Linked DNA regions of Mus musculus: region 1 is linked to region 2. A link is a loop called in an ENCODE intact Hi-C map of the cell type or tissue named here. Cell type or tissue: heart. All regions are shown on one strand. Links, peaks and the distances in the headings refer to the core of each region. The heading gives the core; the rest is flanking DNA.

Region 1 (8,000 bases), core at 1-8,000, 330 kb after region 2:
CAGGAGGAAGGCTGCTCGCTGGCTTGTTCTCCCAGGTTCCTGGCAGTTACTTTTCTTAGACCTGCCCAGGGCCACCTGCCCAGGGGTAGCACTGCCCCTCCCGTATCAATCAACAGTCAAGAGAATGTCACAGACATGCCTATGGGTCGATGGAAGCATCCTCTCTCGATTGAGGTTCCTTCCTCCCAGGTGACTCTAGTTGAAAACCAGAGAGGATTCCCTCACCGCCAGGATCTCAGGATGCTGGGGCTTTTGCTGCCCTCTGGTGCCCATAAGGGGAATTACACTTCATGGTAGCCCAGTGGCTTCTCTAGGAATTTATTTGCCTCTATCCACCCAGTTCATCCCTCCAGAGAGGTCTCCCTTACACCCCCTGCTCCCAACTCATGGACATTTATTTGATCTCCTCTCCTTGCTTGTCATTGCCATAATACTTCGAGACCTCACAAACACAACTTTGAAACCCACAACACACCAGTCACCCCTGTCACCTCCCTATCTGAACTGACGCCCTGGACTTATGGCTTCAAGGTGACCTCCGCATCCAGCACACAGTGATGGCTTCTGTACGCCTCAGCTATGCGGAGGACCTGCAGATGGACTGGGATGGCCGTGGGCGGCTACTGGTTAAGGTAGGTCCCTTTCTAAGCTACAGCCTCGCCGGAGCCTGACCCTTACAAAGTACCCCTTGTGCTATGGGCGAAATAGCTTTGTGTGGTAGGAGAAGAATTTCTTTCTCCTCACACTTTACACCCCCAGAGCAAGGAACAGGCCTCTCTGTGTGTGAGAAGCTGATGTTTGTTTTCTGGGGGCTCCCTGTTATTCCCGGGGTTACCCCCCCCCTGCGGCTTGGGTGCTGTGTTGATCTCCAGAATAGATGTCAGAGTCCCCTGTATGGCTTGCCTGCCAGTTTCTGAGCTGCAGTAAAGTCTTGGATCAGGGTGTGTCCCTGGGCACTCACTGTGGGGAGCAAGGGAGGGAAGAGCCAGATTGGGGTACCCAGCTCAAACCCAGTATCCTGCCCATATGTCTGAAGAAGGCCGTGGGGGAGGAGTCCTCCACATTCCTTACTGAGCCACTGGATGGATGCATATGTGGGTCGTGTCCTCTGGATGATTCTATAATCAGATGGGACGGTAACATGCACATTTCACTGGGCTTCCAGATCTGCTGCCTTGCAAAGTCCCTGGTAGGTAGGCAGACCAGGAACTGCCTCACTAGTGTTGCCTCATAGGGGAGACAGCCAGGGGACATGGGGAACCACCAGCAGCCCTCATCCTCAACACAATGAGGGTTAGTTCACTGGCTGGTACCCTCCTGTTGTTAGACCATGGTCCTCACTGTCGGGTGTCAGGATGTTGTTAGATTCTTAAAAATGGCTGAGGCGAGTCCCTGAGATCTTTAGTGAGATTATAGCTACTGATACTTGCCAGGCTAATGGCTAAATCAAAGCTGAGCATAGAGACATATCCCAGAGATGAGGAGGAAGGTGACAGGGGCTGGAGGCCAGCCTGGGCTACATGGTGAGTTTCAGCCGACCTGAGCTCAATAGTATGATCCTGACACAAACAGAAAAGCAAAACCCCAGACAGAAAAAATGTTAACGCGGAGGCATTAAAGCACTTAACTCATTTATAACATAATACTAAACCTTGTTTCCTAACAGACATTTGTAAGTACTTTTCCCTTGAAAAATAAGTTAGACGGGGATCAGGAGACAACAGTAAGTAAGCAGCAAGAAAAATACCATGGCCGCACATGGCTGCAGATCTCCTTAACGATTCATTTAATAGAAGACAGCTGGATTCTCATATCTCTTTCTGCAATCAATCTGCTACAGCATTTCAGATCACAGGGCCTCTGGAAAATTCCACTGTGTGCTTGTAAGGCAATGAGAAGGGACAGACAAGAACGAGATCATGGAATTATGGAAATATTCAGTCTGGAAGGACCTTGAAAGACCCTCATGGCTTTGAGAAACAGCATCCGAGGTCACAGCAGTGTGCTTTAGTTTTAAGCTGGAAAGTCAGGGAAAAGACCTTGATTGCCTTGTGTGTGTGTGTGTGTGTGTGTGTGTGTGTGTGTGTGTGTGTGTGTGACTTGGCATTTGTAAAACAAACAAGGAAGGCCATTTGCCCACCTTTCTTAGTTGCATGTATGTCTGTGGGTCTGGAACCTTCCACATGCACCTTGTTAAGTCACAGCTGGGAGCTAGAAGGGGCTTCCAAGATGACTACGGGGACTCAGGCCTGACCTGTGAGACTTTGGATCATCAGGATGGGGGGTGTGCGGGGACCACCTGGTTTCACTGATTACCCACAGAGCTATCATTGGACTCTTGGGGTCTGGTCCCTACCAGTTCTTCAAATCTGCACCATGGAATTCAGTGGCGCCCCAGCTGTCCTGGGAAAAAGCTGCCTCCACACCACTGCTTGGCCCTGAGTGTGCACTTTGGGGTCAAACTCATCATGGCTCACTGCTGAGGTCTGATCAGCGAGTGAGAGACGGGGCTAGAATCTGAGCCCTGCTTCCTTGAGAGAAGGGGATAGAATCTGAGCCCTGCTTCCTTCCTGGTGTCCTCAGCAGGAGATTAGAAGACAGGTGTTGCTCCTGGACACCAGACACAAGCTCCTGGGGGCTTGGACTACACCGTCCTCAGTCTGCCTTGTCTGTTTGTAACTAATATCTGTCCAACGAACAGTTTGCATGTTCTCTCACTGTTGCTTAGCCCATGTCTGTTGATAGTCACTTTAGTCACAGACATAGGGAGCACGAAGGTCTGGGGGATTCAAGTTGCTTGCTCTTTCCAGCCGTGTCACCCTCGATGGGATCTTAGGCAATCTCTCCCTCCCTCCCCCTCTTCTTCCTCCCTCTCTCCCTCCCCCTTTCTCCCTCTTTCTCTCTTTCCCTATCTCCCTCCTCCTTCTCTTCTCTTTCCCTGTGTCCCTCCTCCTCCCCTCCCCCTCCCCCCCTCCTTCTTCTTCTCTCTCTCCCCCTAATTCCTAGAATCCTTCTGGCTGACTTTTCTTTGAGGAGCGACAGCCAGCTGCACGACACCTAGCTGCATAGCTTGCAGTGGTCCTCCAGTTCGCAGCCCGGGACTTAGTCGTCCTGACATTAATTTTTCACCTGGGGAAATTTTTTGGTGCAAATGATCTCATTAACTAAGTGGAACCATTGTGGCACTGGGGGACAGCTGCTCCAAGGCCCGGCTTCTTCCGGCAGCTGTCCCCAGTCTATTCTGGGAAGACCTGTGGCTTGTGTGGGAATTACAACGGCAACAAGGGAGACGACTTCCTCACGCCGGCCGGCTTGGTGGAGCCCCTGGTGGTAGACTTCGGAAACGCCTGGAAGCTTCAAGGGGACTGTTCGGACCTGCGCAGGCAACACAGCGACCCCTGCAGCCTGAATCCACGCTTGAGTATGTGAGCCGCAGACCCCGGGGTCTCCCGTGGTCCAGGCAGGCATTCCACGGGACACAGAGAGAGGGAAGGCAAAGGCGGAGCCATTGGCCCAGCCTTTATTTTGACCACTGGCCGTTGAGATCCACATTTGGCTCATTTCCTTTTCAAAGTTTGTTTATTGAACACCCTCCATCCATGGGTGAAATCCCAAGAAAGAATAGAATATTGGGTCGTTTCTGGCCCGGAAAAGACCCAGTCTAGAGCAGCGGTGGGTGTGGGAGCTTAAAGTTGACTTGTATGATAGATGCGCTGCAGTGACCCTGTGTGGACACGGTGCTGCGACATCTCTGCTCTTGCTAGCTTCTGCTACTCTAACCACCGTCTCCGGTCAGTGGGTCTTTGGGGAACGCACATTTACCCGTTACTGAGCCAAACGCAGAACTGTACATTGGCACCAGAAGCCAGAGCCAGATAGATTAATTTTGGTAGCAACAGAAAAGGGAACTGGCTTTGTTTGTGGGGAAGAGGGTGGGGTGAGGTATGGATGTTAGAGTCCCTGAGGCTGGCCCCAGAGGAACGGGCAGGGCCACGTCTTGTTCTGCACAGGCTCTCCTTTCTCTTCAACAGCCAGGTTTGCAGAGGAGGCTTGTGCGCTCCTGACGTCCTCCAAGTTCGAGGCCTGCCACCACGCAGTCAGCCCTCTGCCCTATCTGCAGAACTGCCGTTATGATGTTTGCTCCTGCTCCGACAGCCGGGATTGCCTGTGTAACGCAGTAGCTAACTATGCTGCCGAGTGTGCCCGAAAAGGCGTGCACATCGGGTGGCGGGAGCCTGGCTTCTGTGGTGAGAACTCCATAACCAGTTAACCTCCTTTAGGCAATCAATTCAAACTCTTCTGACAACTTGTGGGTCTGGGTCCACCTGTCCTTTTCAAAGGTACTTTCTTTGAATAATTTCATTTGGAAACAGGCCCCAGTGACAAACTTGGGGCTACAGTTCTTTTGCAGCCATTTCTCCTGCCTTCTGCTCTTGGCTGGTAATGGGGTGGGTTCCTGCGTAAAAGTAAGTTGGAACTCCTTACAGAAGCCATGGACTTTGGAGTTGCATAGGCCTGGCTGAGAGTGCCTGTAAATGCTGCCACCTAGTGTTCATTCCTTGTATGAGCATGCCGTGGTGTGAGTTTGGAATGCTGGAATCCTTTGCTTGTAATGTCAGGCAAGGCAGACGTGGGACCTGGCCCACGGTCTTTGGCATCGTATAAAGTTATGCAGCATTGAATAATGCCATTGTTCTAGTTGAATTTGCATCTGTCCTAAGCTGTGGTAGATTCCTGCCATCAAAGATGGTCTTTGCTCCTGCACCGTGGTCCCCTGGGCAGTTAAACCCTGCTTACTGTTTTGTTGTTTTTCCTCTGGAGACATTTGGCTAGTGTCCAGGCTTAGACAACTGGGAGACAGAATCTTGAAGCTTCCTTTTGAGACCTCCCTCGGAGGTGCCTGTCAATCACACTGAGTGAAGGGACAGCTGAGGAGGACTCTCTGGGGAGGTGTTCTCGATCAAAGGTTTGCAGAGGTGCTTTTGTGTCAGAGAGAGGTTAGCAGGGCAGGAGTTTGGGCAGATAGTCTGGAGGAGGAAGGTAGGTGGAACTCTGAGTTTCAGGGTGTGGGCGTCAGATTTCCTTAAACTAGAGTTACATATGGTCACGAGCCACCGTATGAATGCTGCAGAATACACCAGCATCCTGTGCAAGAACAGCTAGTGCTCCTGGTGGCCGAGTGGCCTCTTTGTCCCTCAGTATTTTTTCCTCTTAGTTTGTGTTGTCATTTTGGTTGTTTATTGAGATAAAGTTTCACTCTGAAGCTCAGGCTATGCCAGAATTCATGATCTTGAACTGGTATTGGATTCAAGGTAATCCACCTGCCTCAGTGCTGGGGAAGCAGGGGGACAGTAGTTAGGGGAAGTGGTAAAAAAAATAATAACATTATGGACTTGATGAGACATACATGTGTCAGCATTGGTGTCTCACGAGCTTGTGTTTGGAGTCTTAAGCAGTGTCTGATGAAAGACGGGACGAAGGGAGACATGCTCTGTTCCAAGGAGAGATGGATGAAGCAAGTAGGAATGAAAGGGACACCCAGTGCCCTCCTCTTCCATCCAACCCTGGACGAAGGGAATACTGACAGCCCAACGGATGTAGTATAGAATTTTCTAGAAGTTTACCTGTAGTTTAGCAGCTCTGTGTCTCTAAGCTCTTCATTCCAATGACCCTTACTGTCTGTCTCCTTCCTAGTGGCTGCCTTCTAGCACCTGGGGAACTTAACTAGTCAGCGCTGTGCTGTATTAGGAGTTCTGCATTAGCCATATGCAATGTGATGGCATCAGAAGGCTGTGCTAGTTTAGGACATTCTTCCTGAAGGTCAAGAGCCTTTGGGGACATTCTTTCATCTCTTGGGAGCAGCAAAGAAACCTCCATAGAAGAGACTATGGTCCATGAGGTGTCTGACACTGTGGTAATGGGGGTGAGTTAGTTAAGGAGCTCTAACTTTCTGATACAGTTTCAAGTGCTGGCTGGCAGGAAGGAGCTATTTAAGACAAGAGGGACCTGTATCTGTGAATTACATGACTGATGGCCTTGGTTTCTTTCTCTGAGCCCAAGGAGAGTAGACCAGATCCTTGAGTTCTGGCCTCTTTCCCCCCTTCACTTAGAAAGGAGCCCAAGTTTCCTGTCTTCTGGACCCTGACCTCTCTCTTCTTTCTTGAGGAATAGACAGAGTTCCCAAACCACTGCCTCCATTCAGAAAAAAAAAGTCATTGTAGATGATCAAGGGACAAAGGCATGCCACACAGCTACTTTGTGTAAAGCCCAAAAGAGACAGGAGCCACACACACTTCCATCCTTATAAAATGGCTGTTTCCTGTGGGAAAACAAGACCATAGGCTCCCTAAAGGCAGGGACCAAGTCTTTCCATCTGTGTGGTCCTGAGCCTGGCACATGCATTGAGGTGTGCATGATTTCTTTTCAGAAAAAGAGGCTCGAGCAGAAGCTCAGTGAGGCTGGATGCCAGCTGTGTGTGTGTGTGTGTGAGAGAGAGTGTGTGTGAGTGTGTGTGTAAGTGTGTAAGTGTGTGTGTGTGTGTGTGTGTGTGTGTGTGTGAGCTCTTGACTCCAACTTCTTTTCCTTTTATTGGATGAAAAGTACCCCTGCCATTGCACCTGAGGTGGATTGAAGGGAGTTGCTGCCTCTTTGGGCTAGCATGCTCTAAGTGTCAGCCTACCTTCACTGTCACACCCATCCAGGGGCCCAGCCTCCTCACTCATCCAGAGGACAGTAAGTCAGTGACACACGTGACTGGGGAATCTGCTGCTGTCCCAGGTAACTTAGGATACAGGTAAGAGGAGAGGCTCAGGGACTCTTCAGAAGTTCATGGCCAGGAAGACTCTTACAGCTTCTATGGAATGTTCTGGCTGTGGGTATCTGCTGGAGAAGAAAGGCTCTATTGTCCTTGGGAGGCCTGCATCCAGAGCACAGCTCTCATTCCCTGTGCAGCAGCAGCCTGAGGACAAGGGCAAAGGATACCCATCACCTCCATCACCTCCCCGCTCTTCCTACCCTCCCACTAAAGACCTTCATCATCCACGTGGTCATTACACAGGTGCATGATGGCCACGGTGCAGGAAGGAGGGCCAGGTCCTTTGAGGCTGAGGCCTTTCTCTGGAACATGCCTCCCACTGTTGAGCCAGCTGGGCTGGGCTGGGACTCCCCTTCAGTGTCACAATGACAATAGCAGTGAACGCCTGTAACATGTTGGCTCACTGAACTGCCACAAAGACCCAGCAGATATTGTTGGCACATTCCATTGAGGACGGTGCTCAGCATTCCATGCTAACTAGTGATGGAGCTGGGATTTGAACCTGGAGACATAGCCTATTTCTCTAGCTGCCTTAACATCTTGTTCTAAGTAGCTATATAGTACCTCTCATTTCTATGCGAAAGGGCTTGTGGGGGAGGGATGAGGGCTGTGAGAAGACTGAGGCTGCTGACTTTGCTGGGGTAGGCATGGGTATCCCTGCTTATAACTTGCACATCCTTAAAGGGACTGTTCCCTTCTTGAAGAGTGATGGGTAAGATCGTGAGCTTTAGGCAGACAGAGAGTTGGGCTTGGATCTCACTTCTGTTCCCAGGGAGGCCAGATCTTTAACTCACTTAGCTCAAGTGTTGGCCCATATGGGTAAGAGCCCAGGAAGGGAGAGGTGGGAGCTAACTCAGTGAGGAGAAGAGCACGCAGTAGGTGCTCAGACACGGTAGCTGTCATTGTCCTTATCATCATGGAGATGTTCTGGTCTGTCACTCCCAATTCTAGATATTTAAATTCCCCAGGACTTTAGTGTTATAGGCTTAGAGAATTCACAGGTAAGGAAAGCCTGCTCCGTGTGGGTACCATGTTTTCACCCATCCTTTCCACGTACATCGTTTTGTGTCTGAAGATACACGTTTGCTCAGAGTGGGAAGGGGTGGTGGTGACCATCTGGATACAGCAGTGGTCACAGCTGCAATGCCCGACACCGTACCTAACGCCTTCTCCCATCTCCTGTCTC
Region 2 (16,108 bases), core at 3,456-11,455:
TAATAATACCCCTAAGTGAGTACTTCCTACCACTCCATGCTCTCTGGCCGCTTCCCTTCCTCCCTCAGGTGCTATCTTTTCATATGAGAAGTTTTTAAATCTTGAGTTGTAGTGATCTATTTTTTTCCTTTGTTGCTTATTCTTTTGGTGGTGTACTTAGGAAACTGTCGCCTAATCTAAGGTCACAGAGGTTGCCACCTCTTTCCTTCTAATGGCTTTGTAGTTTTAATTCTTTTTTTCTTTTCTTTCCTTTTCTTTTCTTTTCTTTCTTTTTTTTTCCGAGACAGGGCTTCTCTGTATAGCCCTGGCTGTCCTGGAACTCACTTTGTAGACCAGGCTGGCCTCAAACTCAGAAATCCGTCTGCCTCTGCCTCCCGAGTGCTGGGATTAAAGGCGTGCGCCACCACGCCCAGCCTGTAGTTTTAATTCTTGTATTTCACTGCTGAGCGGTGTCTCAGTGCCTGAAGTCAGAAGAAAACTATTCTTACACTGGAGGGTCTTGGTAACCATCAATTGGCCTATGGCTTGATTTCTGGACTCTCAGTTTTATTCCATTAATCTATGTCCATCTTTATGTCGCTCTCACAGTTTTGATTACAGTTTTATAGTAAGTTTTGACATCAAGAAGTATAAACTCGGAGTGGTACTGTATGCTTATGTAATCCCAGCAGTAAGGTGGCAGAGGCAGGAGGATTACTGTAAGTAAAAGTTCAGCCTGCGCTACATAGCGAGACCTGTCTCAGAAGAGAAGAGAAAGGAAACTGGAAAGAATGAGTTAGTGGGTTTTGATCTTTTCTGAAATAATGTTTTGTTTTTACACTAATTTGTTCACTCATTTTGTGTGTGGTGTGGGTGGGAGTGTGTCGCGGCACGTATGTGGAGGTCAGAGGTCAGTTTACAGAAGTTGATGCTCTCCTGCCACCGTTGGAGGTCCCAGGGATTCAGTTCAGGTAGCCAGGCTTGGTGGCAAATGTCTTTAATTGCTGAACCATCTTTCTGGCCTCTCTAAAGTATTTTGGCTATTCCGTGCCTCTTGAATCGCCGTATGACTTTTAGGATCAGTTTCATTTCTGCAAAAAGGGGCAATTGAAATTTTTATAGGCATTGTCTTGGACTCACTGGTGGGAGTTGGCAGAATTATCACAATAACACAATCAGGTTTTCCAACCCATGAACACCAAATCTTCTGATATATTTAGTACTAAATGCCTTTAAACAATGTTTTGTGACTTTTCATTGTAGAAGTCTTACAATTTATTTGTTGACTTTCTTGGTAAGGTTTTAATCTTTCTGATGCTATGGTAAGTGGAATTCCCCCCTCCCCTAGTTTTTTCTTGTTTTGTTTCTGAGACAGGGTTTCTCTGAAAGAGAGCTCTGCCTGTCCGTGAACTTGCTTTGTCAACCAGGCTAACTTTGAACTCACAGGGAACTGCCTGCCTCTGCCTCCCCAGTGCTGGGATTAAAGATATGCACTCTTGGTTCCTTTGTTTTTTAAATTAATTAATTAGTTGATTAATTAATTAAAAAAAACCAGTGTCTCATGTATTCCAGGATGGCCTCAAATTGATTTTGTGGCTAAGAATGACCGTGAACACCTGATTCTGTCTCTACTCCTAAGCACTAAGTGACACTGTGACACTTCACCCAGCTGATGTCAGGCTACCCGCTGCTTACGTTACTTATTTTTCTATTTAGACAGGGTCTCCTGTAGTTTCTGCTAGCCTCAGCCTGACTCCACGTGTCTCCCTCCCAAGTGCTGGAGGTGGCAGATGAGCGGCACAGTGCCTGGCTGTGTTGACTTTTGAAGAAGGCAGCTGTTTTCTCTGCGGGCAGGAAGGTGGCAGCAGGACGTGTAGGTGTGTTGCTATGACACCGTGTGCTGCTGTTGTCACGTAACTTCTCTGAAGTCATAGATGGCGAGTTAGATTCTGTGACACAAAGGGAAGCGTGTCTGACTAATTATTCCCACACTGCCTTCGCTTCTGAGGGCTCCCTGGCCTGGGAGAGTTTGAGCAGAAGTGTAAGTTTGGGTCTACAGAGCTCTCGATGTCCTGACCCTTCACTCCTGTAGGATTTGGGCTAGCCCCTTCTGAAGGAACAGGGACCCCTTTAGTGGGCACAGGCTGTGGTCATATTTCTTTTCTCTTTTTCTTTTCTAATGTTTTTGAGGTAGCCTAGGCTGACCTCTGAGGATAGCCCAAGTGCTGACACTTCAGGTGTGTGACACCATGCCTGGCTACCGTCACATTTTGTCACATGCCTTTTGCCTGTACTTACTGACTGGAGAGCTGTTTATTCATGCTTTGCCCATGTCAAAACTGGATAACTGATTCTTCTCTTTCACCTACAAGTTAGACCAGGATGGGCATTTTCATGAGCCTATTGCCTAGGGAGGTTTGTAAATGATAGACACAGGCAAGGCGGGGCCAGAGGAGGCTGAGGTGAAAATCCAAGGAAAAATCCAAGAGTCAGTCAGATGGCAAAGAACTGAAGAAATACTGGACCATTGGAGGTATAAATGTCTGTTTGCCCTCTGCTTCTCTGGTTGTTAGTGGGGTGAGCTGCTCAAGGACTTTGAATGAGTCTGTCTGTGCTGTAACCGGGAGGGTGGGTGGATCGGTGCTGATGCTCCTAGGGAGCATGTGAGCAATGGTGTCAGGTACTGAGCTGCGCAGGACGCAGGGCTGGTAAATGTGTCCTGGAACGACTCAGTCACCAGCTCCTGCCTTCTCTGCCAGGCGTGAGAGCAGCATGAGAAGTCAGGGTTCCAGGCAAAGAGTAAAGGAACCCGGGAGGTCAAGGCACGGGGCGGGCAGGTGGAACAGAATATCACCCTTCCTAGGGTTCCCAGTGGGAAAGTGCGAACTTCAGGACGGGCCGTGTGGAGACTTCTGGGGCTGAGACGTGACTAACACATTTCCATGCTGAAGGATGTGGTGGACTGGCAAGGGACTAGAATAAGAGATGACGTGAGTTTCTGTGTGTTTTCTGATCCTTTTTATTATTATTTTTTAAAGATTTACTTATTTTATGTATGTGAGTACACTATAGCTGTACAGATGGTTGTGAGCCTTTATGTGGTTGTTGGTCATTGAATTTTTTTAGGACCTCTGCTCACTCTGGTCAATCCTGCTCGCTCAGTCCCTGCTCGCTTCAGCCCAAAGATTTATTTATTATTATGCATAAGTACACTGTAGCTGTCTTCAGACGCACCAGAAGAGGGCGTCAGATCTCATTATGGATGGTTGTGAGCCACCCCCTGCCAGCTCTGATCCTTTTTATTTTTTAAGACAAGGGCTGTCTGTGTAGTCCAATGACTTAGTACTTACTGCCCAGACCCTTGTCCTCCTGCCTCCTCCTCCTCTCAAGCCCTGAGACTACAGATTCACACCACCACGCCCAGCTGTTTGTATAGTTCGGGATTAGAGAGTAGAGAAAAATGGTCTGGGAGTAATTACTGACATTGTAGACAAAGAATAGATTATTGTTCATCAAGTAAACATTCTACTGTCCCTTATGCCTTTTAAGTTCAAAGTACGCATTTTGTTGTTTTATTATGAAGCTCTACATATGTACGTGCTGGCGATTCAAACTCAGCCCTCAGATGGCTGTGTAACACCTTGCATAGATAAACACTGGGCCATTTCTGCAGACCCATCTTTCTTTTCTTTCTTTCTTGTTTGAGACAGGGTCTCACTACATAGCCCTGGTTGGTTCAATAACTTCCCACTGTGCTTCATTCCCATTTGTCCTTTTAAAATTAAAATTTTATTAACTCAGCTTGAACAATTTAAGCTCCACTATAAATATAGTCCATTGGAGTCTCTTAAATATTTTAAATCTCTCATCTAAATTTAACATCCAGTATATTTGATTTTCTCTTAAAGCGTTTCGATGCGTGACAGGGCAGTGTCTCTTTAGACATCGTTTCAACTTACTGGGCAGCCTAGGCTGCCTATGAACACCTGATCTTCCTGCTTCAGCCTCCTAAGTGCTGGTATTATAAGAGTATATTACCATTAGTCAGACATCTAACTCCAGTGAGAATAAACTCCCTAACTACTTCAACACTTGTTGTAAGTCTAACAAAGGTTTACATGTCGTCATCATGATTCTTTGAAGTATTATCATTGTTTACAGTCAGCGTGCACACCTCCTAACCTAGAATCACAGTCCTAGTTTGGGTTAATATTACTGTGATGGAACAGCATGACCAAAAGTAACTTAGGGAGGAGAGGGTTTATTTGACTTCTATATAATAGTCCATCACTGAAGGAAGGCAGGACAGGAACTCAGGCAGGGCAGCATCCTGGAGGCAGGAGCTGATGCAGAGCCCATGGAGAGGTGCTGCTTACTGGCTTGCTCAGCCTGCTTTCTTACAGAGTCCAGGGGTATCAGCCCAGGGACGGCAACACCCACAGTGGGTTGGGTCCTCCCCATCAATTAGTAATTGGAGGGGGCTGGTTGGGGGCACAACACTTGGGACATCAATCAATCAATCAATGAATGCCTTACAGCTGGATTTTTAAAAAAAAAATATTTTATGTATGTGAGTAAACTGTCACTGTCTTCAGACACATCAGAAGAGGGCATTGGATCCCATTACAGATGGTTGTGAGCCACCATGTGGTTGCTGGGAATTGAGCTCATGATCTCTGGAAGATAAGTCAGTGCTCTTAACAGGTGAGCTGTCTCTCGAGCCCTTACAGCTGGATCTTATGGAGTCATTTTCCAAATTGAGGCTCCCTCCATTTTATCTCCATTTTCATCTCTAATTTTAGTAATTAACATCTTTATTCTCCATTTTTAAAAAGTTAATTTAGCCAAATGTTTGTTAAACTGATTGAAATTTCTCAGAGAGTGATAGAGACTTTGTTGTTTCTGGTTTGTTTGCTTCTGTTTTGTTTATTTTTGCCCGGACTTTGAAGATTTCCTCTTGCCTTCTCTTTGCAGGCATGGTCCATTTTGGTTTTCTTGAACTTTCAAATGTGTCATTGAGTTATTAAAATGACATCACACCCGTGTATTGATGAAGCACTTCGCACCATAGACATGCCTCTTAGTTTATTTATTTATTTTTTTAAAGATTTATTTATTTATTATATGTAAGTACACTGTAGCTGTCTTCAGACACTCCAGAAGAGGGAGTCAGATCTCGTTACGGATGGTTGTGAGCCACCATGTGGTTGCTGGGATTTGAACTCCTGACCTTCGGAAGAGCAGTCGGGTGCTCTTACCCGCTGAGCCATCTCACCAGCCCCAAAGGACTAAGATTCTTTTTTTTTTTTTTCCAGAGCTGAGGACCGAACCCAGGACCTTGTGCTTGCTAGGCAAGCACTCTACCACTGAGCTAAATCCCCAACCCCGACATGCCTCTTAGAAGTGCCTTCAGGGTGCGGCATACAATTGAGGTCATTGTGTTTGAACTTTGCTCAGCTCAGCGAGGTGTCACCTTTCCCCTGACTTTTGCCCCCATGCAGTCTCCTTTTAACCAGTTATGAGTTGTTTAGATTCCATGCATTTGCATGCTTTCTGCCATGTCTGTTTACTGGTATCCAGTTTTCATCCATGGGAGACAGGCAGGACTTAGGGTATTGTTTTTAAAGATTTATTTATTGTATTTACACGAATACGCTATAGCTGTCTTCAGACACACCAGAACAGGGCATTGGATCCCAATTACAGATGGTTGGGAGCCACCATGTGGTTGCTGGGAATTGAACTCAGGACCTCTGGAAGAACAGTCTTAACCCCCTGAGCCATCTCTCTAGTCCTTAAGGTATTATTTTAATGTTCTTATACCTGTTGAGACTTGATTTGTGTCCTAAGATGTGGTTAATTTTGAAGAAACCTCTATTGGATGCTGAGAAAATAGTAAATTTTTTAGTGTTTATGTGATATGTTCTATAGATGTCTGTTAAGTCCATTTGAGTTATGGAGTTATTTAACTTCAGTATTTCTCTGTTTGGTTTTTGCCTTGAGCTAACAGGTCCTATGGTAGAAGTTGGTAATGTCATTCACTCTTACTATGTTAAGGTGAAATGTTATCTTGGCTATAGCATTGTTTCTTGTATTTAATTGGATGACGTTTTTGATGCATAATGTTTAAAATTTTAATATACTCTGGGTGTATTATTTTTTAATGACTAGGTAGGGTCCTTTCCTATCTTTTCTAATTAGTTGTGGCTCGATGTCTAATTAGTCAGATATTAAAATAGCTTGCTTCTTGCTTCCATTTGTGTGGAATATTTTTCCTACCTTTTATCCTATGTGAGGCATATTTCTTGGATGCAGCAGAAAGATGGACCCTGTGTTCCAATCCATGCATTAGTGTTTGTTTGTTTTAACTCTGTAATTTTAGATGCTGTGGAGGGTGCTGCTTACCGTCTTGCTCAGCATGGCTTGCTCAGTCTGCTTCCTTATAGAACCCAGGACCACCAGCCCAGGGATCCTGTTTTCCAATGGATTGTGTCAAGGTGACATAAAACTAGCCAGCACAATCGCCAATTGAAAGGATTATATCTTTAAAATTATACATTTTAAAAGTTCGACCAGGCAAATCTATAGCTCTCCAGGTCAAATACTTTCTAAAACCTTTGCAAAAACTTTAACAAACACACCTGTGGTTCCAGTGAACTCGGGTTGGAGTCTAGCACGAGTTGTTTCACTTCTGAAGTTTGTTTTAGATCTTATGTAATCTCCAAAGGGTCCCAGGAAGGATGGGACCTCTGCTTGGATCTGTGCTGAGTCTGAGGATCACTGCAGGTCAGGGGAGGAGAACTCCTCGCTGGGTGTGAAGCGGAGAAAATCAAGAACCGGTTGTAACTTGTTCCTCAGCAGCCCCAACTCTGATAAGGTAAGTTGTCTGTGGAGGACCCAGCCCTCTTTACCAGGGAACTACTCGCTCAGTGGCCCAGGAGCTTCTGAGGGAAGGAAATGTGACTGGGCCTGGAAGAGATACAGGTCTGGCTTGCTTGTGCTTGCTTCATGGTCAGCCAGTAAGAAGGAACCGGGCATCTGCTGTGCCACTCGCCTTCAGAGCAGCGTGGCCACTGGTTCCATCCTGTTTTCTACCTCCCAATAGTTCTGCACGTCTCTTGTGGCTAACCCTAACCCAGAATCATAAGAGGAGGAAATTCCAGGAAATATGGTCTTATCTTCATTGAGATGGTATGAAGCTAAGAGAGATCCAGTTTTTCCCAATGTTAAATAAAGAACCTGTGCCCACTAAGGACACTTTCACAGGATGATGGTAATCTACAGTTATCTCGGCAGGAAGCCTGGGTGCTCTCCTTGTCAGAGGTGTGAGCCCTCAATCCCAGGCTTGGGCTCATGTACGTGAGTGGCTTAGGGACTATGGCTGTGATAAAGCACCACAGCCAAACTCGATATGGGGAGGAAAGGGTTTATTTCAGCTTCTATCCTATAAATCCATCACAGAGGGAGGTCAAGGCAGGAATTCAAAGCAGGAACCTGGCGGCAGGAACTGAAGCAGAGACCATGCTCACTGACCAGTTCCTTATGGCCTGCTTATAGTGCTTTCCTATACAATTTAAGACCATGTGTGCTGGGATGGCCTAGCCTCAGGGAGCTGGGGTCCCCCACATCAGTCATTAATCAAGACAGTACTCCACAGACCAACTCCCCCCCCCCCCCTCAAGTAAAAGTCCCTCTTCCCATATATGCCTGGGCTTGTGTCTGCTTGATAAAACCCAACCGGCACAGTGAGTCTTGAAAATTTGGTACGTAGAACTCCTTAAGGCTTTAAACTACACTCAACAACATTTAATAGTTCTGAAGTCTAAGTCCGCACTCATGACGAGTTTAGATCTGTTGGCGTCTCTTAGGTACCTGCAAACTTCTGAAAGACCACTCCAAACGCTGAAATTACGCTAATGACTGAGCAGAAGGGGGGCTGGGGGAAGGGGACGGGACGGACAGAACTTGTGGGGAGTTCTAGACTAGCGCTGGGAATGGAGACTGAGTCTGTTTCACTCTCCCAGGGCCAACCAGGAGCTGACACATCCGGGGTGGAGATGCTCCCCAGGAAGGAGGGACGCCTGTGGTGACAAAGTCTGTTTAAGAGGAACAGGGGCCTCGTGGGTCAGTTGCATAACCTGGAGCTTCAAGCTCTGCCTCACTTGGCGCAGAGCCTCGGTTTACAGACACTGTTCTTCCACGTGATTTGAATGGAAGCAGGAGAGAGCATGTCCCTGGTGCCTGGGCTTCGGGTGCCCTCTTGTGGCGGAATATTGGTTTTGAGTTTTCAGTTTCTCCTTCCCTCTCTGGAATCTTACCGTCTTCAAGGTCATTGTTGTTAAAATGGAAAGGCAAAGGGCTTGGGGGTGTAACTCAATGGAAAAGAATGTGAGTCTCTGGGTTCAGTCCTCTGAACCAGGTCTCTCAGGGCTTAGCTTTGTCTGCAGGGTGGTCAAAGTCTGAGGGTGACATCCCTAACATGGAGGAGAGGCCACCGATGGGGGCAGAGCCCTTGGTCTAAAAGACACCTGTCTGTAATGCGCTCAGAAGAACTGACCAGGGCCCTACTCGATCTTCCTTCCGGTCTCTTCTAGCCTAGACTCTAGGCCCGTGGTTCTTAGGGTGGGTTTTTGTTGGGGGAAGGCAGAGGTCAGGGGTCCTTTTGAGCAGCTTAAGACTGATGTTGGGGTTTTGTTTAGAAAATTACACAACGGAACACTGCCGCTTAGGGTTTGGGGAAGCTAGTGGTCTCTGGGGACCAGAACCCATATGTTTTTTGGTTTCGTTTTTGTTTGTTTTGTTTTTCAAGTCAGGGTTCCTGATTGTCCTGGAACTCACTCTGTAGACCAGAGTCTGGTCTAGAACTCAGTGATCCGCCTGCCTCTGCCTCCTGAGTGCTGGATTAAAGGCATGAGACACTACCACCCGACTATAAACTCACAGTTTGACATCTCCCGTTCTAGGTCTCTGCTCCTGTCAGTTTCTCAGTGTCTGATGCTCTCTGAGGCAGATCAGACATGTTTCGCACTGGTTCCCTAGAGAGGGAGGAAGGACAGGTGTGTGTGTGTGTGTGTGTGTGTGTGTGTCTTTGTGTGTGTGTGTGTGTGTCTTCTTATGAGATAAGCAGTATCCCACAGAGATGTGTAAAGAGGGCCCTGTATTGAGAAAGTGAGGTCCCTTTTATGAAAATACCCGAGAAAGACAGAGACAAGTGCTTTATAATCTTAAGGTCGAGAATGTCTCCACGGTGCCGGGTCTGAGGGATCTGACTGAGATGAAAGTCCCCCCCCCACCCACCCCGCAACACAGAGCCTCTTAAACTCCATTTTAGATAGCTCTCAGATGGCTTGAAATGCCTGTGACAGTTTACAGAGGCAAAGCGAAGCATTTCACATATTCTCACCAGCCAGGTTGACTTGCTTCTAGCAGAAAACGTAAGCAACAGATTGATCTCTGTCCCTTTAACACACCTTGAAAGGGGTTTCCTGGGATGGAGAGTTGGCTCAGTGATTAAGAGCACTGGCTGCTCTTTCCAGAGGACTGGGGTTCAATTCCCAGTAACCACGTGGCAGCCCACCACTGTCTGTAACTCCAGGCATTTTCACCCCCCTTCCCCACTCCCCCGTTCCAGGCAATCTGATACCCACACACAGACAGACATGCAGACAAGATACCAATACACATAACACAAACATTTAAAAAAAATGACTAAAGGGATTTCCTTTTGGTCAAGTACTGTACTATTCAAGAACTCAATAAATGCTTACATAATAAATATCAAAAGGGAGATTTTTAGAGTTGGAGGCCCCTACTCTGTTACCTCTGTTTTAAGGAAAGCAACATAAGAGCCAGAGAGCTAAATAGCATTCATTGATTCATTGATTCATTGATTCATTCATTCACTCACTCAGGTTTAGTCATCGGTTCCTGTGTGTGAGGGGTTGGTGTTTGTATGTGGAAGCTGAGGAGGACTCGGACTGGAACTTTCTGTCTCTGCCTCTGAGCTCTGGGATCACAGCTGTCAACCACCACACTCGGTTTACCTCGTGAGCTCTAGAGAAGCACCCTGCCAACTATGGTGCATGCTACCCCTTGAAATTCTCTTTCCTGTTCTATTAAGTGACAGGTAGCTAGGATGGACGGATATGCTAAATTTATCCCTTTCTAGTAAAACATGATGTTTTATGGAAAAGTACAAAAATACAAGTATTAATGAATTAAAGACATCTTGTTATTTCCTTATATTACTTTTATATTCACTAACACAGAAAAATATCTATATATTTCTATATACTGTATAACAATACATAAATATGATATATTTGTATATTATTTTAATATATAAATACATTTTTATAAAAATTAAAAAAATAAATATAAATGCATTTTAAAAGATTTATTTAATGTTGCTAGGCATGGTGGCATATTTAAACCCTGCACTCAGGAAGCAAGAGGCAGGCAGATTTCTGAGTTTGAGGTCATCCTGGTCCACACAGTGAATTCTAGGACAGCCAGGGCTACCTGTCTCAGACAGACCTTGTCTCAAAAAGATATTACTTAATGTTTTGTATGTGTGTGTTAAATATTTTGATTACATATATGGATGTATGTGCCACCTGTGCCAGAGGAGGCTGAAAGAAGGCGTCAGGTCCCCTGGAACTGGGGCTATGGCTTCCTGAGAGCCACCACGTGGATGCTGAGAATTGGAGCTGGGTCCTCTGTAAGAGTAATAGTGCTCTCAACTGCTCAGCCATCTCTCCAGCTGGCTAAAATGTATTCATATTGGAGACTGGCCTAATTAAGATTGTTAGCTAAGTGAATGATGACAGCAACATCATAATTACATTCTGAATAACTGCGTTCTGAAGCGACACTCTTTTTGCCTCTGAGTTTCCAGGATTGGGCTTTTGGTGACGTTAGAATAACGCTCACGCTGGGAACGAACCGCACTGATTTAAACCTGGCCCCAAAGTCTCAGTGAGGACTTTGAAGACTTTCCATTAGCAGAGGAAACTCTGATGAAAACGACTCCCTTTCTCTGGTTGATGCCGACAGTGTGTTTCAGGGAACTTTTCTATCAAAGGTGTTGTGTTGGGTAATTTTGTCAGCTTGAAGGACCCTGGAATCACGATGGAAGCAGATCTCAGGTCATGTCTGTGAGGGATATCTAGATGTGTTTAATCGAGATGGAAAGACCTACCTTCAATGTGGACAGTATCATTACAGGCTGGGGTCCCTGACTGAATGAAAAGGAGAGAGTGAGAGGCTTGCAAAGGTGCTTCAGCCGTTAGGTGTATTCACTGCCTTCGGGAGACCTGGGTTTGATCCCCACTGCTCAGGAAAGCCGCTTCCAGCCATCTGTACCTCGAACTCCAGGAGCTCTGATGCCTCCTAGCCTTGTTGGGCTCTGCTGCATATACATCTGTAGGCCAGAAGAGGGCATGAGATCCCCTTATAGATGGTTGTGAGCCACCTTGTGGTTGCTGGGAGTTGAACTCAGGACCTTTGGAAGAGCAGCCAGTGCTCTTAACCGCTGAGTCATCTCATCAGCCCCCTAAAAATAAATCTTTAAAAACTAATCTTTAGGAAAGTAAATGGGCTGAGCACAGCGTTCCTCCACTCTGCTTGTGGCTGTGAATGAAGTGAGGCCAGATACCCGCCGCTGCCGCCATGATGCCTCTGTGCGGTGGACTGTAGCTTCGACTGTGAGCCAGCACAAATCCATCATTCCTAAAATGGGTTTCGCCAAGTGTTTTTTTGTTTTTTTTTTTAAGATTTATTTATTTATATATTATATGTAAGTATGCTGCAGCTGTCTTCAGACGCACCAGAAGAGGGCACCAGAACTCAGGACCTCTGGAAGAGCAGTCAGTGTGCTCCTAACCACTGAGCCCATCTCTCCAGCCCTTGCCAAGTGTTTTGTAGCAGCATCAGAAAAAGTAACGAACTCGGGTGTGCAAGGAACAGAAGAGCTGGAATACTCTGGAATGTCACAGTTCTGTTACCTTAAACCGTGCTCAGTCTTGGAACCTCTTGAGCTGTGAGAACGATGGCAGTCTGGATTTCTGCACGCTCACTGTAATACCTGTGCCCTAAAGGTTTCTGCAAACAAAACTATCCAACAGCAAGCAGCTAGGCAAATCCTATCATTCTAATGTCCCATAAAGTGACTCCTGTACACTCTCCTCCTGTTAGCCACTCCCACCAACGATCATTCTACGACGTGGACGCATCTTTCTTGTCTCGAGTTCATCCTATCAGGCTCCAGGAAAGTATCATTTCCTAAATTATGAACGTACTTATTTGGACTCATCTTCACACGAGCTACTTTGTTAAGCTACGTGGATCTCAACACTTAGCTCTAAGGAAAGATTGGATATTAATAGGGAAAGGCAGCTGCTACAGGGGTCCCAAGGAGTCCTCCCTGAGCCCCTGTAGCTAGGTGAGGTGCTGCTGGCTGCAGAGGAGCCTGGCGGACTCGCCACATGAGGAGCCTGGTTCTGCGAGGGCTGTGTTGTCAAAAGGACTCTGTTCTTTTCCAGATGTTTCCACGGGCATCTCTGTGTTGCCTTTACACCCAGGATCGTTCTCACATCTGTCCTTTGACCTTTCTGGTCCTCCCCTCTATCCATCCTCCTCCCCCTGATACAGGCAGTCTCCAGTCCACCCTCAATTCCGACTCTCCCCATGAGGCTTAAAAAAAAACCAAAAAACCCAAAACCTCTTAATTTTCATTAAGGTGAAAAAGAAGTGGATGAAGGGGAAGAGAAAAAGGGTGGGACCGAGCTCCAAGGCCTGAGAGCAACACCCGGGTCATTTTGGGTGATGTGTGAATAGGGTAATCCCTTTGCCTCAGCTGCACATCATGGCTCCATGGAGCAAAGTGTTGCTGTCGCCCCTCGGAAAGGGAAAGAGTGGTATTGGCTAGGTACCCACTGAGTACCTGGTCCTTAGAGGGCTCCCCTGCTCAGTGTGGAAAGGAAATGCCCGTTCATCCTGGGTAATACTTCTGTCTTAGTTAGGGTTTCCATTGCTGTACAGAGACACCATGACTGAAGCAACTCTTACAAAGGACAACATTTCACTGGAACTGGCTTACTGGTTCTGAGGTTCGGTCCATTATCATCACGGAGGGAAGCATGGTAGAAGGAGCTGAGAGTTCTACATCTTGTTCTGAAGGCAAACAGGAGAAGACTGGCATCCTCAGCCAGCTAGGAGGAAGCTCTCATAGCCCACCCCCACAGTGACAGACTTCCTCCAATGAGACCACACCACCTAATGCCACTTCCTGGGCCAGGTATATTCAAACCACCACAGCCTTCAATGAGAAAGCGCACCTGATTGCCCAGAAGATAGAGAGCATCTGAGTGGAGTAAGCACAAAGGTGGGCAGAGCTGGGCCTTCACTGAGAGCAGCGAAACTGGGGTGGAAACCAGTGTTCTGTTACACACACACACACAATTTTGAGCAGCCCAGATTACCCATGGTGTGAGGATGAGCCACAAGGCTTGTGGTTTTTAAAGTGTCAGTTTATACTGGCCGGGTGGTTCACACCTATAATCCCAGCGCTTAGAAGCGGCAGGACCTAGAGTTTAAGGCCAGGCTGGGCAGATTCTCTTGCTCTGTATTCTCTTGCTCTGACTGGACCCAAACTCCAGGCCTCAGAGCTGGGAGACTTCGTGCCTGAAGCCAGGTTTAATTAGGACTGACTCAGAGAATGGATGCTGAATACTGTCTGTCCCCACCTAGAAGGCTTTCTCTTGTGACATGGGCAGTGAGAAGCTAGATGAGCACTCTTGGCTCTTACTGTCTGATCAAGGGCTTCTCCATCAGGACAGGGAGCTGCCATCCTCTACCTGCTTGGGTGCCCATCTATTTAAAGCAGCTCTCAATGTGCTCAGTAGATGTACTCTACCGATGTGCCCCACAAGCCCTGGCCTCTGACCTCTGGCCAGCCAAGAGCCACACCTTGGGTTCTTCCTTGGGAAGTCTGCAGAGGCACAAACCGGTGCTGTTAAAGAGGGAAGGTGGACCTCCTCAGACCTTTCAGATAAGCACTACCAGCTTGAGTACAGGGGAAACTGAGGCCCAAACCTGGAGATGCTGGGCCTTCAGCTGTGCTCAGGACTACCTGGACCCCTCAGACAAGTTTCATGTTGATCTGAAGAAAGCACCAGTCATTCTGGAAGATTCATGCTTTCATATGCGTGGCTCATTTGAGCACCCAGATATTGGCTGACTAGGACGGAGTGACTGCGTGTGAATTTATATGGTGTGGTACCAGAACCTTCTATGCTGAGATAAGGCCCTGGGCAGCCCCTGACTGGAAAAGGCCCATCACTAACAACTCATGGTTTCTGCTCAAAGAACCTACATCTTAAGACCAGTGCTCAACACTTAATTCTACACCAGGACCTGATAGAGGGTGACTGAAGTATAACACGGGCCCGTGTGATGTCCGTGGAAAGCAAGCATCACACAGAGAGAGCTTCTACAGCCCCAGCTGAGACCCGGGGACCCCCTCCCCAGCAGCCCAAGACTGCGTAAAGCCATTTCTGTGCCGTCAATCAGTACTTTATCCTAATGTCCCTAGGTAGAATTTAAAAATGAACATAAAGACCCGTTTATCATTTCTTAGGAAAAAACCATGTTTTCTGCAGAGAAAATTACTTGGAAAAAGCAGGTATCTAGAAAGGAATTTTGTTAGGAAGTACAACACACTAGAGAGGAAATGCCTCAGTCTAGAAATTTTAATAATATATCCTTTATTTCCAATGGTGGGGAAGACATAAATGGACGGCCGCCAGCCAGACCCATGCGCTCAGTACTCCTCCCCTTCTTCTGCCTCTGCTTCCACGGAATCCACGCCCACCTCTTCATAGTCCTTCTCCAGCGCTGCCAGGTCCTCCCGGGCCTCGGAGAACTCCCCTTCCTCCATGCCTTCTCCCACGTACCAATGCACAAAGGCTCGCTTGGCGTACATGAGGTCAAATTTGTGGTCCAGGCGGGCCCAGGCCTCTGCGATGGCCGTGGTATTGCTCAGCATGCACACGGCCCGCTGCACTTTGGCCAGGTCTCCCCCAGGGACCACAGTGGGAGGCTGGTAGTTAATACCCACCTGCCAGAGAAGGAGAAAAAATAGTGAAGTTTATATTGACTTCAGAAATGTAAACTGGGAACTGTGGACCCTGCTTAAAAGAAATACCCGTACCATGCTTTTGGGAATGAATAATCACCTACACAAAGCAACATGTCTAAAAATTGTAAAGGACTTAAACCACTAAAGGCCAAACTGGAAACCAACACGCTGGATCTTCTTCATACACTTACACAGTACACAAAGGCCCAAAATGAGAATTGCATCCAAGGTATACTGTATGCTTAAAAGAAAACTGACTGAAATCTTCCTGTATAGAAAACACCTATGTGGGCCCCTATTAAAGGAGCTAGAGAAAGTACCCAAGGAGCTGAAGGGATCTGCAACCCTATAGGAGGAACAACAATATAAACTAACCAGTACCCCCAGAGCTTGTGTCTCTAGTTGCATATGTAGCAGAGGATGGTCTAGGTGGCCATCAATTGGAGGAGAGGCCTACGAAGATCATATGCCCCAGTACAGGGGAATGCCAGGGCCAGGAAGTAGGAGTGGGTGGGTTGGGGTGCGGGGGGAGGGTATAGGGGACTTTCGGGATAGCATTTGAAATGAAAATGAAGAAAATAATAAAAAAAAGAAAAAAGAAAAGAAAGCACCTATGTAGCAGTAAACTCTGCCAAGGTGAAGATGCTATGGTGGTGACATTTGTACACCCTGGTGAACACATGGCTGTGAGCAGCAGCTCGGAGCACAGCCAGATTGGAGCTGGAAACAGGTAAGGACAGACACAAGGGGTCCTCCGCAGATCAATATACCCCCACTTTAAGGAGGAACATGTACCCTTTGCTTGCCTGCTGGCCTGCCAACCAACATCACCTGTATAAAAGGCACAACATAGCTTGAATATGCAGAGACTGCCTCTTGATTTATAAGGACAAGCAGCTTATGGGGGCAGAGAATCCAACTTTCCAATCTTCCATATAATATTGTGTTTTCTCTCTCTATGTGTGTGTGTGTGTGTGTGTGTGTGTGTGT

What was found. A loop is a pair of places that touch in the nucleus more often than their neighbours do. Peaks named below come from ENCODE experiments on the same cell type or tissue, not always from the same donor. Only the 100,000 strongest peaks of a DNase experiment are listed, where the experiment ranks them.
Region 1: a loop joins it to region 2, with 2.3 times the contacts of the local background. A loop is called at or near these places in 14 of 42 quality-filtered maps.

What each region holds. Positions count from the first base shown.
Region 1 is chr6:125,600,099-125,608,098 of GRCm38, forward strand. It overlaps Vwf (Von Willebrand factor), which reads left to right. Exons shown (of 52, transcript NM_011708.4): 13 at 532-632; 14 at 3,226-3,421; 15 at 4,032-4,247. Among named protein-coding and RNA genes, the nearest start is that of Vwf, 51 kb to the left of the region's middle. In heart, for the core only: CTCF peaks have their summits at 263 (motif pointing left), 3,332, 4,551 (motif pointing left) and 4,750; DNase peaks (open chromatin) are centred at 263, 3,323, 4,183, 4,463 and 1 weaker place; H3K4me3 peaks cover 673 bases; H3K27ac peaks cover 462 bases; H3K27me3 peaks cover 1,531 bases.
Region 2 is chr6:125,263,558-125,279,665 of GRCm38, forward strand. 4930417O13Rik (RIKEN cDNA 4930417O13 gene) reads left to right here and starts at 1,968. Exons shown (of 4, transcript NR_015527.1): 1 at 1,968-2,512; 2 at 2,843-2,969; 3 at 6,766-6,856; 4 at 9,891-10,220. It overlaps Tuba3a (tubulin, alpha 3A), which reads right to left. Exons shown (of 5, transcript NM_009446.3): 5 at 14,713-15,097. The coding sequence ends at 14,801. In heart, for the core only: a CTCF peak has its summit at 8,242 (motif pointing left); a DNase peak (open chromatin) is centred at 8,124; H3K4me3 peaks cover 380 bases; H3K27ac peaks cover 1,076 bases.